Regions from separate parts of the Homo sapiens genome. Here region 1 is linked to region 2. A link is a loop called in an ENCODE intact Hi-C map of the cell type or tissue named here. Cell type or tissue: endothelial cell of umbilical vein. All regions are shown on one strand.

What was found. Hi-C counts contacts between places; a loop is a spot of excess contacts. Peaks named below come from ENCODE experiments on the same cell type or tissue, not always from the same donor. Only the 100,000 strongest peaks of a DNase experiment are listed, where the experiment ranks them.
Region 1: a loop joins it to region 2, with 3 times the contacts of the local background. A loop is called at or near these places in 1 of 110 quality-filtered maps.

The regions. Positions count from the first base shown.
Region 1 is chr1:67,260,500-67,268,499 of GRCh38, reverse strand. It overlaps a transcript of IL23R not described here and the pseudogene RNU4ATAC4P. Among named protein-coding and RNA genes, the nearest start is that of IL12RB2, 43 kb to the left of the region's middle. RefSeq lists an enhancer at 3,345-3,444. In endothelial cell of umbilical vein, no CTCF peak of the experiment used is centred here; a DNase peak (open chromatin) is centred at 3,419; H3K27ac peaks cover 1,596 bases.
Region 2 is chr1:67,719,209-67,727,208 of GRCh38, reverse strand. All of the region lies in intron 2 of GNG12 (G protein subunit gamma 12), which reads left to right. Among named protein-coding and RNA genes, the nearest start is that of GADD45A, 38 kb to the right of the region's middle. In endothelial cell of umbilical vein, no CTCF peak of the experiment used is centred here; DNase peaks (open chromatin) are centred at 778, 2,088, 3,408 and 7,248; H3K27ac peaks cover 4,948 bases.

The DNA.
Region 1 (8,000 bases), 460 kb after region 2:
CTGCCTCCCAGGCTGAAGCAGTCCTCCCACCTCAGCCTCCTGAGTAGCTGGGACTATAGGCACACACCACCACACCTGGCTAATTTTTTGTAGAGATTGGGTTTTGCCATGTTGCCCAGGCTGGTCTCAATGTACTGAGCTCAAGTGATCCACTGGCCTTGGCCTCCCACAGTGCTGGGATTACAGGCATGAGCCACTCTGACTAGCCTGCCAGTGTTTCCAAATGTTATTTAATTTAATGTTCTCAACGAATGGCCAGAGGAAGATATTAATAGGATCTTTTTTAAGGAAAAAGAAACTGAATCCTCCTGGTTAAGGGTTTGCTGGAAACCACATAGCCAGGGTCTGAGAAAGGTGGATTCTTTTTATTTATTTATTTTTGAGACAGAGTTTTGCTCTGTCGCCCAGGCTGGGGTGCAATGGTGCGATCTCGGCTCACTGCAACCTCCGCCTCGCCGGTTCAAATGATTCTCCTGCCTCATCCTCCCTAGTAGCTGGGATTACAGGCGTGTGCCACCATGCCCAACTAATTTTTTGTATTTTTAGTAGAGACAGGGTTTCACCATGTTGGCCAGACTACTCTCAAACTCCTCACCTCAGGTGATCTGCCCGCCTCAGCCCCGCAAAGTACTGGGATTACAGGTGTGAGCTACCGCATCCAGCCAGAAAGGTAGATTCTAATCTGATCTGTGTCTTCTAATGCCCACTGTTCTCCCATTGCTTAATATCACCGTATGTTAGGCTGTTCTTGCATTGCTATAAAGAAATATCTAACCATCCTTTTCTTGGGGTTGCACTACTGTCTAATGAGTGCATAATGAGGGCAGTATTGCTAACGCCTATACAATGCACCTGCATCAACTAGAACTTTGCTTTACCTTGGTACAATTTTTGGAAAAATGAAAAACCTCTTTTCCATGAAATTGAAAAAAAATGTTTTTGAAAAGGAAGAAAAAAAAGAAATACCTGAGGCTGGGTAATTTATAAAGAAAGGAGGTTTAATTGGCTCACAGTTCTGCAGGCTATACATGAAGCATGGCACTGGTAGCTGCTTTGCTTCTGGTGAAGCTTTGGGCTGCTTACAATCATGGTGGACGGTGAAGCAGGAGCAGGCATCTCACACAGGGAGAGCAGAAGCAAGAGAGAGAGAAGGGAAAGGTGCTACACACTTTTAAACAACCAGCTCTCTTGAGAACTCACTTACTACAAAAGAGATGGTGCTAAGTCATTCCTGAGAGATCTGCCCCTGTGATCCAGTCACCTGTCACCAGGCCCAACCTCCATCCAATACTGAGGATTACAATTCAATATAAGATTAGATGGGGACAACGTTCAGACTATATTACACCACTACATGTTCTAGCGTAAATACATATTTTACTAATGTTAAATCAAATGTATAATAGATCATTGGTTTGGACTGAGCTCCTGTACTAGGCCCAACAGACAAAACCAAACTGGAGTCAGTCATGCTGAAGTTCCACACTAACCTGCTGAAACTAAGATCTTTATCTGACCTTTCAACAAATCAGGACACAGAGATAACAGCCAAATCCCTAAACAGGCCAGTTTTCGCCAGCGTGATAAGAAAGTTCCTTAAATCAACCTCCTCTGCTCAGCTCATCAGAACACTCACTCTGTTTTATAGTATGAGGTGTTGTCCGATTCTAGAATTGCAAATAAAAGACAATTAAAATTTTTTAAAAATATTTTTAAAATTCTTTATTCTTTTTAATAGTGATAGGGTCTCACTATATTGCCCAGGCTGGCCTTGAATTCCCAAGCTCAAGCAATCCTCCCACCTCAGCCTCCCAAAGTTTTGGGATTACAGGCATGAGCCAAAGCACCTGACCTCAATTAAGATCTTTTTTTTTTTTTGAGATGGAGTCTCGCTCTGTTGCCCAGGCTGGAGTGCAATGGTGCAATTTTGGCCTACTGCAACCTCCGCCTCCTAGGTTCAAGCAATTCTCTTGTCTCAGCCTCCTGAGTAGCTGGGATTACAGGCACGTGCCACCATTCCCAGCTAATTTTTGTATTTTTAGTAGAGAAGGGGTTTCAGCATGTTGGCCAGGCTGGTCTCGAACTCCTGACCTCAGGTGATCCACCTACCTTGGCCTCCCAAAGTGCTGGAATTACAGGCTTGAGCCACAGCACCCGGCCCCACATAAGATCTTTGAACTAAATTTGTTGTGATTTTGTCTTTTGACACTAAACATGATACCCAGTCTAGAAGTCATAAAGAAAAATGGCAACAGATTGACTGCATACAATTTTAAAACTTTTGTTTGGCAAAAGAAAACATGAAGATAAAAAAATAACACACAGGCTGGGAAAACGTATTTAGAACATATATAACAGAAAAGATTTATATTAAGCACTCCTGCAAATGACTAAGACTATAACCAACAACTCAGTAGAAAAATGACCAAATAATATAACAAAGGTGAACCAAAAAATAAGAAATACAAAAAAGCAATAAACAAATAAAATATTCAACCTCATCTTCTAAAAAAATGCAAACAAGATACCCATCAGGTTGGCAAACATTTTACGTACTAATAATATTGGCAAACTCTTTTTAGAGAAATAATTGGTAATACTTACCAAAATCTAATTTTTTTTTTTTGAGACAGGGTCTTGGTATGTTGTGAAGCTGGTGTTGGACTCCTGGGCTCAAGCAGTCCTCCTACTTCAGCTTCCCAAGTAGCTGGGATCACAGGAGCACACCACCACACCTGGCTGCAAAATGTAAATGATTTTATCTTCCTTTCTGTCTCTTGGCCCAGCAATTCCACATTTAGGTATCTGTCCCTGACAACCTAACACACAAAATTCTTATATGTGTATAAACATATGTACAAGAGGAATTATTAAAGGAATAGGTGTACTAGTGAAAAATTGGAAATAACCTAAATGTTCATTAATAGATTAGGTTAATATATTATTGAAATTTATTCTATAGATTATTAGGGCAATTGTTTAAAAGAATAAGGTAAAGCTACATATAATGACATGTGAAGATTTCTGAGACATATTGTTAGGTTAAAAATAGCATGTCATAGGACAATATCATATTTTATCATTTAAATAAAAATACTAGGAAAAACCTCATAATTTGCTGAGAGTCATTACCTTTGATGATGGGGTAGGAGTGGGAAAAAAAGGAGTGAATAGCAACTGTCACTTTTCACTCCATTTACACTGGTATTCCTTTGATTTTTAAAAAGTGTGTTTTCATGAATTACTGTGTAGTTCAGAAATAAAAATGCATTCCCTTTATTTTACTGTTGCATTCTTTCTCTCTTGCTCTCCTCTAATACAATTCTCAGACAGGATGTGAACAGAAAGAAAACAGTAACGTTTATTGACTTCCGTACCTCACACTTGTGTTCCAGTGTTTGGCTATTTATGATTTCCTTCCTGTGCTCTGACAGTCTCTAATTTTAGGTATGCCTTTATGGTTAGAAACAGCATTTTGTTTTGCTTGAATTTTTAAACCAACAATCTCAGGAAAGAGTTATGCTTCTGTAACACTGTTGTTTAGGGTTCCCCCCCAACCCCGTCTCATAAAAGTAGCCCAGAATACTTTTACTACCCCAGACAAAAATGGACCATTTAAGAATAAGTTCCTAATCTGTTGCTAAATGCTAATTATGAGAATTAGATAATAACTTGTATTCCTGAAAATAATCATAATGGGAATGCATCTTCAGGAAATTGATGGGAATTCTGGATCTAAAAGGTGCAGTGTGGTTATCTTAAGTTGAAAAGTGAAATTAGCAAAATGGCTAAGAAAGCCTTAACATAAAACATTAATTGGGGTTTAATGATGTAATCTTAGCAGTAGGAAAGACACATAATAACATTCTGTCAAACCTTTGTTAGACTTTCTTGTAATTTTGTCTTAACTACAGCATCGAAGAAAGTTGTGTACAATTCATTTTATGAATCAGAACCCAATTATGTTATATTGTTTTCATTCTTTTACCCAAGAGAGATTCATAAGTTGTTTTTAATCACTTCTTTTATTTTAAACCAATAGTGTCTGCCAAATGGGTAATATTTCCCATTAAAACATTATCTTCTATAATTGGTATAATTGCTTCATAAAGAGATAAACCACAGCATAATTCCAGAGTCTTTGGGTTTATAAAATCTAATTATGTTCACAACACAGTATTTTATTCTTAGTGATCTTAAAAAGAACATAAACTTGAACAAAGCCCAGACATTTATGGTAAAGTAATTGGGAGAAGCAAGTTAATTATTGTGAATAGAACTGCCTCTATTAGCAGCCTCTGAGAGAAAGCCCTTTTTGCAGTCATTAATCTCAGTATAGGAAGGTTTGGTTTTGGTCCCCTGAGCCTGCGTTGATAGCCTGTGGCTAAAGTGCAGAGTAAGGTTCAGTTCTAAAGCACAGGCTTCTCAAGGTTGGTCCAGCATCCCAGTCTCCTAAGTATAGAAGAGCACAGCTCCTAGCCTCAGCTTTTCATGTTGCTTCAGAGGCAAGGGCGGAGAAGAGAGAGGGAGAAGCAGAGGGCACAGGTATGACCTCCAAGGTCTGTTTCAACAGGAGATTTGCTTTCATCCGTTTTACATTTAAGGATTCTACAACAGATTGCTTTTTTTTTTTTTTGCGATGGAGTCTCGCTCTGTTGCCTAGGCTGGAGTGCAGTGGCACAATCTTGGCTCACTGCAACCTCCACCTCCTGGGTTAGGCACCGCCATGCCCAGATAAGTTTTGTATTTTTAGTCGAGATTGGGTTGCATCATGTTGGCCAGGCTGGTCTCAAACTCCAGACCTCAAGTGATCTGCCCACCTCAGCCTCCCAAAGTGTTGAAATTACAGGCGTGAGCCACTGTGCCTAGCCAACAGATTGCATTTGGAGAAAGAGAATCAATTGCTAAAATTAATTTTTGAAAACTTTTGCTCAATGCCATAGTCATGTGCTGTCTCTATGTCAAAGGGAGAATGACTAAATATAAGAATTAGCCACTCAAGGGAACACACTGGAAGGCCAAACAGCAACCCACATTACCTGAAAACCACACCTTAAAAACTCATAAGCCTCTCTTCAATACTATTTATAACTAAAAAGAAATCCTAATTTTAGTCTGGGTGCAGTGGTTCATGCCTATAATTCCCAGTACTTTGAGAGGCCAAGGTGGAAGGATTGCTTGAGCCCAGGAGTTTGAGTCCAGGCCTGGGCAAAATGATGAGACTCTGTCTCTACAAAAAATTTAAAATATAGCTGGGTATGGTGATGTGCACTTGCTACTCAGGAGGCTGGGATAGGGGAATTGCTTGGGCCTGGGAGGTTGAGGCTGTGGTGAGCTGTGATTGTGCACCAGCCTGGGTGACCTGTTAAAAAAAAAAAAAAAAAAAAGGAAAGAAATTCCAATTAAACACACACACGCACACACACGTACACACCTGCACACGTACCAAGCAAACATCCCTAAACTGTACTTGACTTGCACCTCCTCCTTGGTTTTTATGTAAGAAAAGGGAGGGAGAGGGAGAGAAAGATACTAGAGCAGGAGGAAACGATATTCCTTAGTCAGCATTAGTGTTGTCCAGAACTATGACACTCCATTTTGCTTCAGCATTCCTAAGTATCAACCTGCCTTTCTTTGTATTTCTCTTCCCTTCCTCCCTCTGATTGATACCTTGAGAGGCTTTTTCTCTCTTCTTCCTTCCCCTTTACCCATACCAAGAAGCAGGACATGCCCCTTTAGGAATCAGCGACTTAAAAGATTGTGAGACTCAGAGAAAGAAAGTTAATAATAGACACAAGAGCTAGATAGAAAGATGAATAGGTATGCACTTGTCCTCAGAATCTGCAGAAAATTCTGGCTTAAGAAGGTTAAGATGGGAGGTGGGGAGTGGTCAGGGTGGAAGATAATCAGTGGCAAGTTGTACGGGAGGGAAAGAAGTAAAGACATTAGCCACTCAAGGCTTTCTCTATAGAAGGATTTGTCAGTGGCAAGCTGGCTCTTACCTGAGACTCAGATGAACATCAGTATCACTTCCTGGGAGTGGTCTTTCCTGACCACCCAGTGTAAAGTGGCCACCGATTTGCTATCCACCACATTATCCCATTTTACCTCTCTAGACAGCACTTATTATCTGACATTTTCCTTTATTTTTTTCTGCCTCTCTCCACCCCCTACCTCTGGCCTCTTCCCCTACTAAAATGTAAGCTCCTTGGGGGCAATGACTTGTCCTAATTTACTGTCTGTCTCTTCCCCCTAGGATATAAGCCCCAAGCCTGCAGGGATTGACTGGTTTTGTTAAATCCATATCCTTCAAATGGCCTTGCACATATAACAGTAAGGACATTCAGTAGTTCAATGAATCCTTCTTGAATACAAGAATTATAGAAAGAAACCCTTTCTCCCCCGCGAAGTTTGCATTGTGATAAAGCAGCTTGAATTTTTCCCCTGAGTTGGGACAAAGGCAGGTACATTGCTCCCATTGCAGGTATAGCCTCAATTTCTAGTCCATTGGGACCAACAAGGGCTAATGGCAAAGACAGAATCAGAAGTGTCTCCTTTGTGCTGAATAGTGATGTGGGTTAAGACACCACAGAATGAGAAAGCAGCTTCCTTCCCACTCTAGGGGGCGAAAAGGAGGCACTCGCTGCAGTGGAAACATTTGCAGAAGATCAAACAATGCTGTAATCCTTTAAGCTTGATAAAAGCTTTTTTCATGTGTGATAGATTACAATTATGGTGAAACGTACTATAAAAATATTCTTCACATGTTACCAGACGTCTTCATCAGGTTTGCAAACATCAAAGATTTATCTTAGTCTTTTGTTATTTCAATCTCAAATGCTACCTCCTTCTTGGCTACTTTATGATTCTCCTTTTGCAAAAGAATCAAGCAAAGGCATACGGCAATTTACAAGTCAAGGTATTTAAGATTAGCATTTCATTAGTGATTTAAAATATATTCCTTTCAGAATATGCAAAGTACAAAAAATATATACATATTTTAGGATAAACAGAATAGAGTTTATCTGGGGGATAACTTTTTTTTTTTTTTACACTATGTAAAAGTATCAGGGGATACTTTTTTTTACAGTATGAATAGTAATACCCTTTTGGAGCAAAATGGCCTTAGTAAATGATAAAAAGTAAAATAAAGAGGATTGTCAGTGCAAAAAAAAAAAAAAAGATAAATTTCTGATGAATTACTTACATGCTGGACATTAAGTAGTCTTGAGTGACCATATGATTTATTATCCAAATAAGGGATGCTTCTGAGAGTGAATGAGGGCAGTTATTGGTCATAATTAACAATAGGACAATGGACAGAAACCAGGGCAAACTGGGATATACAGTCAACCTCATTTCAAGGATACTTAATGACCATAAAATTGCTTTTAGATTTTTATCAAAAAAAAAAAAAGTAAAACAAAATAGCCTGCTCATTTGCTAAAGACATAGTAAGCAATGAGTCTTTTTAAAATTAACTGCTTGATTTTTCATAATAAAATTAAATGACTAAATATGAGTATAAATTGACAACTGTTGGAGGAGAAAAAGAAATTCAGTGTGTAATCTACCTATTTTAATGAATGAATGAACGAATATTTATTTATTTTTTAGAGACGGGGTCTTGCTCTGGCACATGATCATTGATCATAGCGCACTGCAGTGTCTAACTCTTGGGCTCAAGTGTTCCTTCCGCCTCAGCCTCCTGAGTAGCTAGGACTATAGGCATGAATTTACATGCCCTACTCTACCCTATTTTAAACTGTTCTGATCATTCAGAAAAGTTGTCCTTGCCCATAAATATTAATCACAATAGTCTGCTGGGTAACATTTCTCAGCTTAAAATATGTATTTCATTTTTAAAGATCAACCACTTTTCCATATTGACATCATTGGTAGATAGATTTAATCTCCTACTCCAGTCCTTATGGATTGTGGCCATAAGGAACACTGCTTGGGAGGCTTCTGAGGGCACTTGTACAGCTCAGTAGAAAGGC
Region 2 (8,000 bases):
TTAATTAACTTTGCAATTAAATAAGTAAGTAAATAAAAGGCATAATATTGTTGTATTACCTGTTAGGATTTGCTTTAAAGTGTATATTATGCCCAGTGCCACTCATAAGATGAATTACCCTTGGACGCAGCCCTATTTCCCTCCACTTTAAGTAATTGACCTGCACAGGCAGATTTAAGCAATGGAGGCACTTGGCGCACTTCTTTCTTTCCAAAGCTTGCAGGGTCACATGTATAATTTCCAGTATTTGTCCTTAATACACCAAGAACAGACATCAGAAGAGGAGCGGCTTTTGAAACCAAAGGTAGTGGGTAGCCTGAAACCAAAGGTAGTGGGTATCCTAAAACCAAAGTCTATATCACCCTCCCTTTCACAAGTACAAGAATGATGAGAACACATGCACTAGTAATGTACTTTGGGAACTTAAGTAGAGTTATACTCAGAACACACAAGATGTTGTGCAGAAATGTTATATTTTGATTTAGAGATGTGCATTACAGTTCCTAATTGATATTTAACTAGAAAAAAGCTAAACAATTAGTTTCTCTGACTTAACCTTTTCATTCAATAGATAATACATTTGGGAAAGTCTTAGGAGGAATCTTTTTGTAATGTGACATCATCTCATTTGTTTCATAAATTCTGGCTTTCACACATTGGGTTCAAGCCCTTATCACTCAACTAAAGCACTGCCACAGATTTCTGTGTCATCATTTCACTGGATGAAGTGTTTATTGAGTTCTCACTCTGTGCCCAACCCAAGGCATATGTTGTTCCTGTGTTTCCTGAATTATGAAAAAGAATGACAAAGCTGTCACTTCCTGCCAAGACCATCCATGTGACTCATGATAAATCAGCACATACTTATTCTTTGTGTATTGCATATGGAAGATATAAAGCACAATATAATATGAGGTGCCCACCATCAGATAGAGGATTCAACTTAAAGACTCTCATGGGTGAAGTAGATGTCAATATTTGTGAAAAGTCTGCTGACTATAGTTTTAAAAAGCCAATGCTTGGGACCCATGGCCTGGTCAGTTACTGATATACCAAAAGAAGCAGAATATTTCAAATAGGTCTGGCCCAAGAAACCTGAGGCTGAAATTAGCCGTGGAAGTTCTTTTAGGGGGATTACAGACAGGAATCCTCCTACTCCATTCCACTTCATGCTCTCATTTTGTGATATTCTTAAATTTGAGTGAGTAAAACTTAACAAGCAAGTTGTTTATAGTAACATGAGTATTTAAATTGGTGTCATCTTTTCATTTGTTGTAAGTGATGCTCCGTCATGTTTTGTTTGACTCAACCACATATGTTAAAAGTTCTGTACCTATTTAAAGAAAAATTTTAATGAACTTGAAATAATATTTCTGAGAAATTTTATGTCACTCCTTAAGATGAACTGGAGACATTCTGAAATACAAAACTCAGTGAACTAAAGTATAAACGTACTGTATGGGTGCCATGTTATGTAAATTGTATTGATGTTGCTGATTGGGTTTGGACTTTAAATGGCTTGCTTTGATTTCTGTCCCATGTTTTCCCTCAAGTAACACTTTTAAAAAGAAGCTGTTATCAAGTTTGCTTTTAGAGAGAGAGAATTCTAATCAATTTAGGGAATGAGTTAGAACTGTCAGAAGTTGACTTGGGAACATCTTGTATCATCAGTCCTTTCCCCTTTGAAAATATATAAACATTTAGATACTGTGAGTCTCAAAACAAGTACTTTAACCATGAGGGCCAACACAAAATGTTCACCTTGCTGGTCACCCCAGAAATTCCACAGACTTTGACCTTTTTCAAAGTACAGACATGTTTGACAGACATGTTTCCTCAAATCCAGACATGTTTAAAAGGTGGTGAGGGCATGTTTCCTTGCTAGCGTGTTATGGGAGAAGGTGAGATGAGGGAAGAAAGAAAAATTAAGTATCCTATTTTGCATTTTTTGGCATGTCAAAGTTAGGAGTATCTGCACCACAGTGTTGGGCCTTTCCTTTTTCATGCGTACCTCCAAGGAATGATGCTTCCTGGCAAGTAAAAATTGGATGTCTGTGACCCAGAGCCTGAGCATTGTGTGAAATGGGCAGAGGGCCCAGATTGTGGCTTTTTTAATCCTGTCCATGCTCCCTCAAAAGGCAGCTGCTTCCTTTGTGCTGTGGACATTGGACATACTTGTTAGATCATGATCTAAAGAAGGAAATTGTAGATAATAATTAACGTGTCTTCCATTCTTTCATGACAAATAATGATAAAAATAACTGATAATGTTAATTATCATATAATATGTTATGACATGTTTAGGACTATAGACTTTTAATTTTTTTAATTTTCAAACATATATAAAAGTAGAATGAACCTCATGCAGTTTAATTGTTGAAGTGACCTGGCTGCAGCAGTTAACAACTAACTCATAGCCAGTCTTTCTTCATCCATATCCCCACCCACTCTGTACTCTTATAGTTTCTATCACTGTAGATGCATTTTGCCTGTTCCTGAACTTTATATGAATAGAATTGGGCCAGGCGCGGTGGCTGACACCTGTAATCCCAGCACTTTGGGAGGCCAAGGTGTGTGGATCTCCTGAGGTCAGGAGTTCGAGGCCAGCCTGGTGAACATGGTGAAACCCCATCTCTACTAAAAATACAAAAATTAGCCGGGCTTGGAAGCACATGCCCATAGTCCCAGCTACTCAGGAGGCTGAGGCAGGAGAATCACTTGAACCTGGGAAGCGGAGGTTGCAGTGAGCCAAGATCACGCCACTGCACTCCAGCCTGGCGACAGAGTGAGATTTCGTCTCGAATGAACGAATGGAATTGACAGTGCATGCTCTTCTATAACTGGCTTTTTTGTTCAATATAATATCTGAGAGATTCACCTGTATTGTATGAGCAGTTCATTCCTTCCTGCTTTTCCACCACTGTATCCTCCAGTTCTGGTTTATCAGCTCCTCTTTTGACCAATTTCTGAGCGCAGTCCTGAGCTCATCCCCTTCTGCCCTCTCAGTTACCCTCTTTGCACATCTTCACTCTCCCTAGTTTCTCAACTCTCCTCCTCTGTTTCTGGAAATGCTCCAGTGCCAACCATCTCTGAAACAACCCTCCTGCCCCTGAAAGTTTCGATACAATTCCTTGTCTTGACTACACTGCCAAATTTTTCTAAATATTCCTCTGTAGTCACTGCCTGGTCCCTGAATTAATAGTTCTGTGTTCAGCCCCTTATCATTTGACCTCCATTCCCTTCAAGCTGTGGAAACTACTCAGCAGTCCCCAGTAACTCCCAGTCATCTGTGAGCTGTTCTTGCCCTCTACTTCCTTTTACCCCGTAAAGTGACTAATAACTCCTCCCCCTGGTTTTGTGAATAACAATTACTAGGTGTTTTTCTTTTCTTAATCATAAAAGTATCATATGTGGTTAAAGAGCATAGAATCAGGAGCCAGGCTGCCAGGATTAGAGTGCTGACTCCTCCATTAACCTTCTTTCTGACCTTGGCCGTGTTCTAAGTGGCTGCCTCCCTCAGTTCCCTTAATTCTAAACTAGGAAGAACAATGGGAATAACCTCATAGCATTGTTTTGAAAATTAAGTTAATATCTGTAAAGCCCTTAGAACAATGCTTGGCAAGTGTAAGTGGTATATAAATATTAACTCTTAATTCCAAAAAATGAAAAACTCACAACTACCAGAGTACATAGAAAACAACACTAAAAATCCCCTAAAATTCATACAACCTGGCAATAGCTACATCTTGAAGTACATTCTTCTGTTTTCTTGGTATAATATGTTTTTAACTAAACGTATTTATACAGCATTAACTTACCCTTCCTCCCTAACACTCCCTCTGTTTCCCTACCTTTTGTGAGGATGTTGCCCTGTCCAGGGTGGCTTCCCTCAGCCTGTCTCTGCTCCTTTGAAACTGCCCTACTATCCCCATCCAAGTGAGAAAGGCTCAAAGCCATCCTCTGCACTTTTCTTCATGCACCCCTTGGAAATCAACAGCCATTTCTGGGCTGTCACTCCCATTCAGCCCCAAGAATGGAGTCTTATTCATTCTTACATTTTCACAGCTCTCACATCCAGCTTTTAAAAAATTTTTTGCATTGTAATTGCTTCCATCTGTTTGAAATCTCATGCACTAACTCCTAATAATAATGATGTTTGATAGATAGATGAACACTGGGTGGTTTCTATGTGCTGCCTCTTTATTATTTAATCATTACAGTCCTGTGAGATAGGCACTCTTGTTATCCTGTTTTACAGATAGAGAATCTGAGGGCTCAGGGAGAGTGATTTGTTCAATATTATACAACATTAAGTGGCAGAATCCCAATTGAACCCAGTTTCATCTGACCCCAAGCCCTGACCATGTTGCCTGCTCCTGAACCTTGTATGGAAATAGTCTACTTTGTCTTTCACTGTCTCCCATTTCTGTTCCACCCTGCATAGGAGGTTGCTCAATCATTTTCCCCACAGTGTTCCCTTATGCCTGCTTTTTCTGCTCAGAAACCTTTGGTGGCTCCCATTCCACATGAGAAAGTTAACTTTAATCTGCTGTCTACCACTCCCCTCAGTAACTGTTTTGAAATTCTCCCCACCCCCACCTGTCAAGTTCCTACCCTTCAAGGATTGACTCATTTAAGACCTCTCTCCTCCATCTGTCTTCTGGCTACTCAAGTCCTCACTGACCATCCTTTCTCTAAGCACCTACTGCTTGCCTTTGGCATGTTTTACTGACCCACTTACATTCCTTATTTATGTGCAGGACTCAGTCCATCGTGCTGGAGTTGTAAGCCCTTTAACCACCAGCCCAGTCGCCCACATTCATTGTTTGTTGGTGAAGCCCAGCCCCAGCTGGCGACTGCAAATGTCAGCGAGCTGTACACACTCTTCTCTGTCCTTTCTCAGCCTTTTTCTCTCCTGAATCCATTTCTCCTGCCCCTTCAAGAAGCTGACACAACTCAACACAGAGGAATGGCTCCCTAGGAATTTAATTTCTCTTCTCCTAAAATGGATGCAGCACCATGTGCCAGTTGCCTCATTTTCAACCCTCCCATCAGGTGTTTGGGCTTTTCGGTTTCTTTTTTTTTAAGTGCATTCTAAGGAAGTGGGTGAGCTCCTATTTGCTTAGCAATATTAGAAAGCATGCCCTCTTCTTAATGTGGGTCAGATGCTAGGGCTTTAAGACTAGAATCATAAATATCTCTGTTGTTCTTTCTGTGTTCTTCTGCTTTGTCAGCCCACCAAGAACTGGGGGTAGATTAGCTACATTGTGGGCAATATCCAGGGTAAAGGATTCCATTTCAGACAACCTCCAGCCCTGCTCAGCCAGGGGAGCAGAGAGCAGGAATGCTGATGGGAAGGAATCCCAGTTGGTCACGTAGGGAATTACAAGTTGTCTGGGTTTAGGTATCAAAAGGGCCACAGACCACTTCATCACAGATAAGAGGTAGAGCCCTCAACCAGGGAATTTGGAATATTCTGCCTCTTTTCTTAGGCAGATTGATATTATGTCCCTTGCCAGGAATAACCTTCTTAAGATGTAGGGTCTGTCTGTGTATCCCCCATTCTCAGCTTAGTCCTAGGATAATGCTAAGAATATGGATCAATCTTGGCTTAAATAGACTGATGCTAATTTACTTGATAGCTGGATCATCCTTCTGTTGAAAAGCTCTATCTAGAAATTACCTCCTTCTAGTGGGGTGGTCCTTAAGCTTTAGGGAGCATCAAAATCATTCATAAGGATTGTTAAAACAGACTGCCAGGCCCACTCCCAGAGTTTCTGATTCAGTAGATCTGGGATGAGTTTTGTGGATTTGCATTTCTAAGGGGCTCCCAGGCGATGCTCATGCTGCTGGCTGGTGTGACCACGCGTTTAGAACCATAGCTGTAGCGGACTTCCTTGCTGGAGTCACTCCACTCTGGGGCTCCTTCCTTCACACATGCTTAGCACCTTGGAGTACTGTGAACCTGTGTCCTGGATATATTCTTAAGTTGTTTGGAAATATTCTCTCACTTCATATAGTATTGTTTGCTCCTAAAAGCAGTGAGTTCTTTTAGGGCAGGAATTTTTTTCTTCTGCTTCCCTGATCATTCCCACTTCCTCTCTGCAGGCTCAGAAGCTTTCTGAGGGATGCAGGAGGCCTGCAGTGTGGAGTGATGGCTAGGAGCACCAGGCTTCATGTCAGCCCTGGAGCTTATTAACTAGGTATCTCTGAGAGCTTCACTTGGAAAATGGGTTAATAAAACTAACTTTACCATGGTCTTAAGAATATATTATTAATCAAAATAAAGACAAGGTTCAGAGCAATGTGTATAATATGCTCCCATTTCTATTTTTAAAGACAGATATAAGCATAATCATGTCTATATATGCATGGGATGTCAGAAGGAAACAGGAAAAGCTGATAACAGTTGTTGCCTGGGAAAGCCAGGAGTACCAGGAGACCTAGTTTTTGTCGTATAACCTTTTAGACTGTTTAAATTATTTGCTCATGTATATATTCTTTTAGAATTTGAAAACTAGTTAATGAATAATAGTAATGCCTTTATCAGGGATGTTGTGAAGAGTAAATAAAATAATTTTATCTAAAGCCCTTAACACAGTGCCTGGCACAGAAAAAGCACTCTAAATGTTAGCTTTTGTTTTCAATATTAAATAATTGCTGAATTTATCCATTCATCTATTCATTTATGGATAAGCACATGAGATATCTGGCTCTCCTAAGCCAGCCATGCAGATATCAGCAAATCTTTTGTCAGCCGTCTTGCTATACTAGTTAGAGAGTAAAACTTGTTTGTAAACGTCATTCTTAGTGTTGACTGTAAACACATGTCTGTGTGTTACTGGATTCTGGTCCAGCAGAGCACAGAAGGGGCTAAGTTCCACTCCTTCATGGGTCCCCATCCGAGGGCTACTCCCCATGGGCCCGCCTTCACCAGCTGAAAACTTATTTGGGGCACAGGATGAGTGTGCATGGTCCCTTGGAATCTTGGTGCCACACAAGTGGCCATCTCATGCTGGAGGTGAAAGTTCAGAGCACCAGCAACTGGCCCTAATCAAATGCATGGAAACATCAGAAGCTCCACCCAGGCTTCTCAGAGCTGTGCAGGCCACCAAGCAAGTGAGCATCTGTGGGCTCAGAACAGTCAGTATTTCACGGGATACTTGTAGGAAGGAGCAGCAAGGTGTATCCTGTTTCTAAGAAAACAAACACTGGGCACGCAAACACCCAGGGTGCGAGACTCAGGCTGGCTGATGTGTTGGTTGCTACATCGCATGTCTTAATCTAATCCAGTTTTAATTGAGGCCTCATTCTCCACATTAGTCAATATGAGAGAAGATGGCATGGGATAACTCAGCTGTCTGCTTAGGGCATGGCTTTAAAGTCAGATATCTGGGTTGAAATCCTCTTTCTGCCATGTAATAGCTGTATGATCTTGGGCAAATTATGCAACTGTCCTGAGCTTTTGATCTCAGTAGGTATGATAAACCCAACCTCCTATAGTTGCAGAAAATATCAAATGAATTAGTATCTGCACAGAGTACTTGACACAGTAGCTGGCATATAGTAATGAATAAGTGTAGTTGCTATATTATTACCAAGCCAACAGTGGGAAGACAATATTTATACACAGTAGGCACTAAATAACATACAATTAACCATTGAAATAAATGGTGTTATAGACCTTTTTGAAAGCTTGACGGTGGCTATAAATCTTGTCCTTCGGAAAACAAAAAAAAGCAAAACATAAGCACACACACCAGATTTTGCATACAGTTTTAGGGCATTAGTGCACAACTCCCCATGCCCACCTTTTGCATTCATGACCCACCCTCAGGAATCCTTGAACCCATAAGATGTAAGCATGTAGCAGGAATTCATGAAGGGAATTAATTACTATAAACAAAATTAATTAGGGAGACAGACCGTCCTTGGAAGAGGTGATGTGAACTAGGGCCTACAAAAGGAGAATTTAAATAGGTCAAGAGAAGAAGACAGAG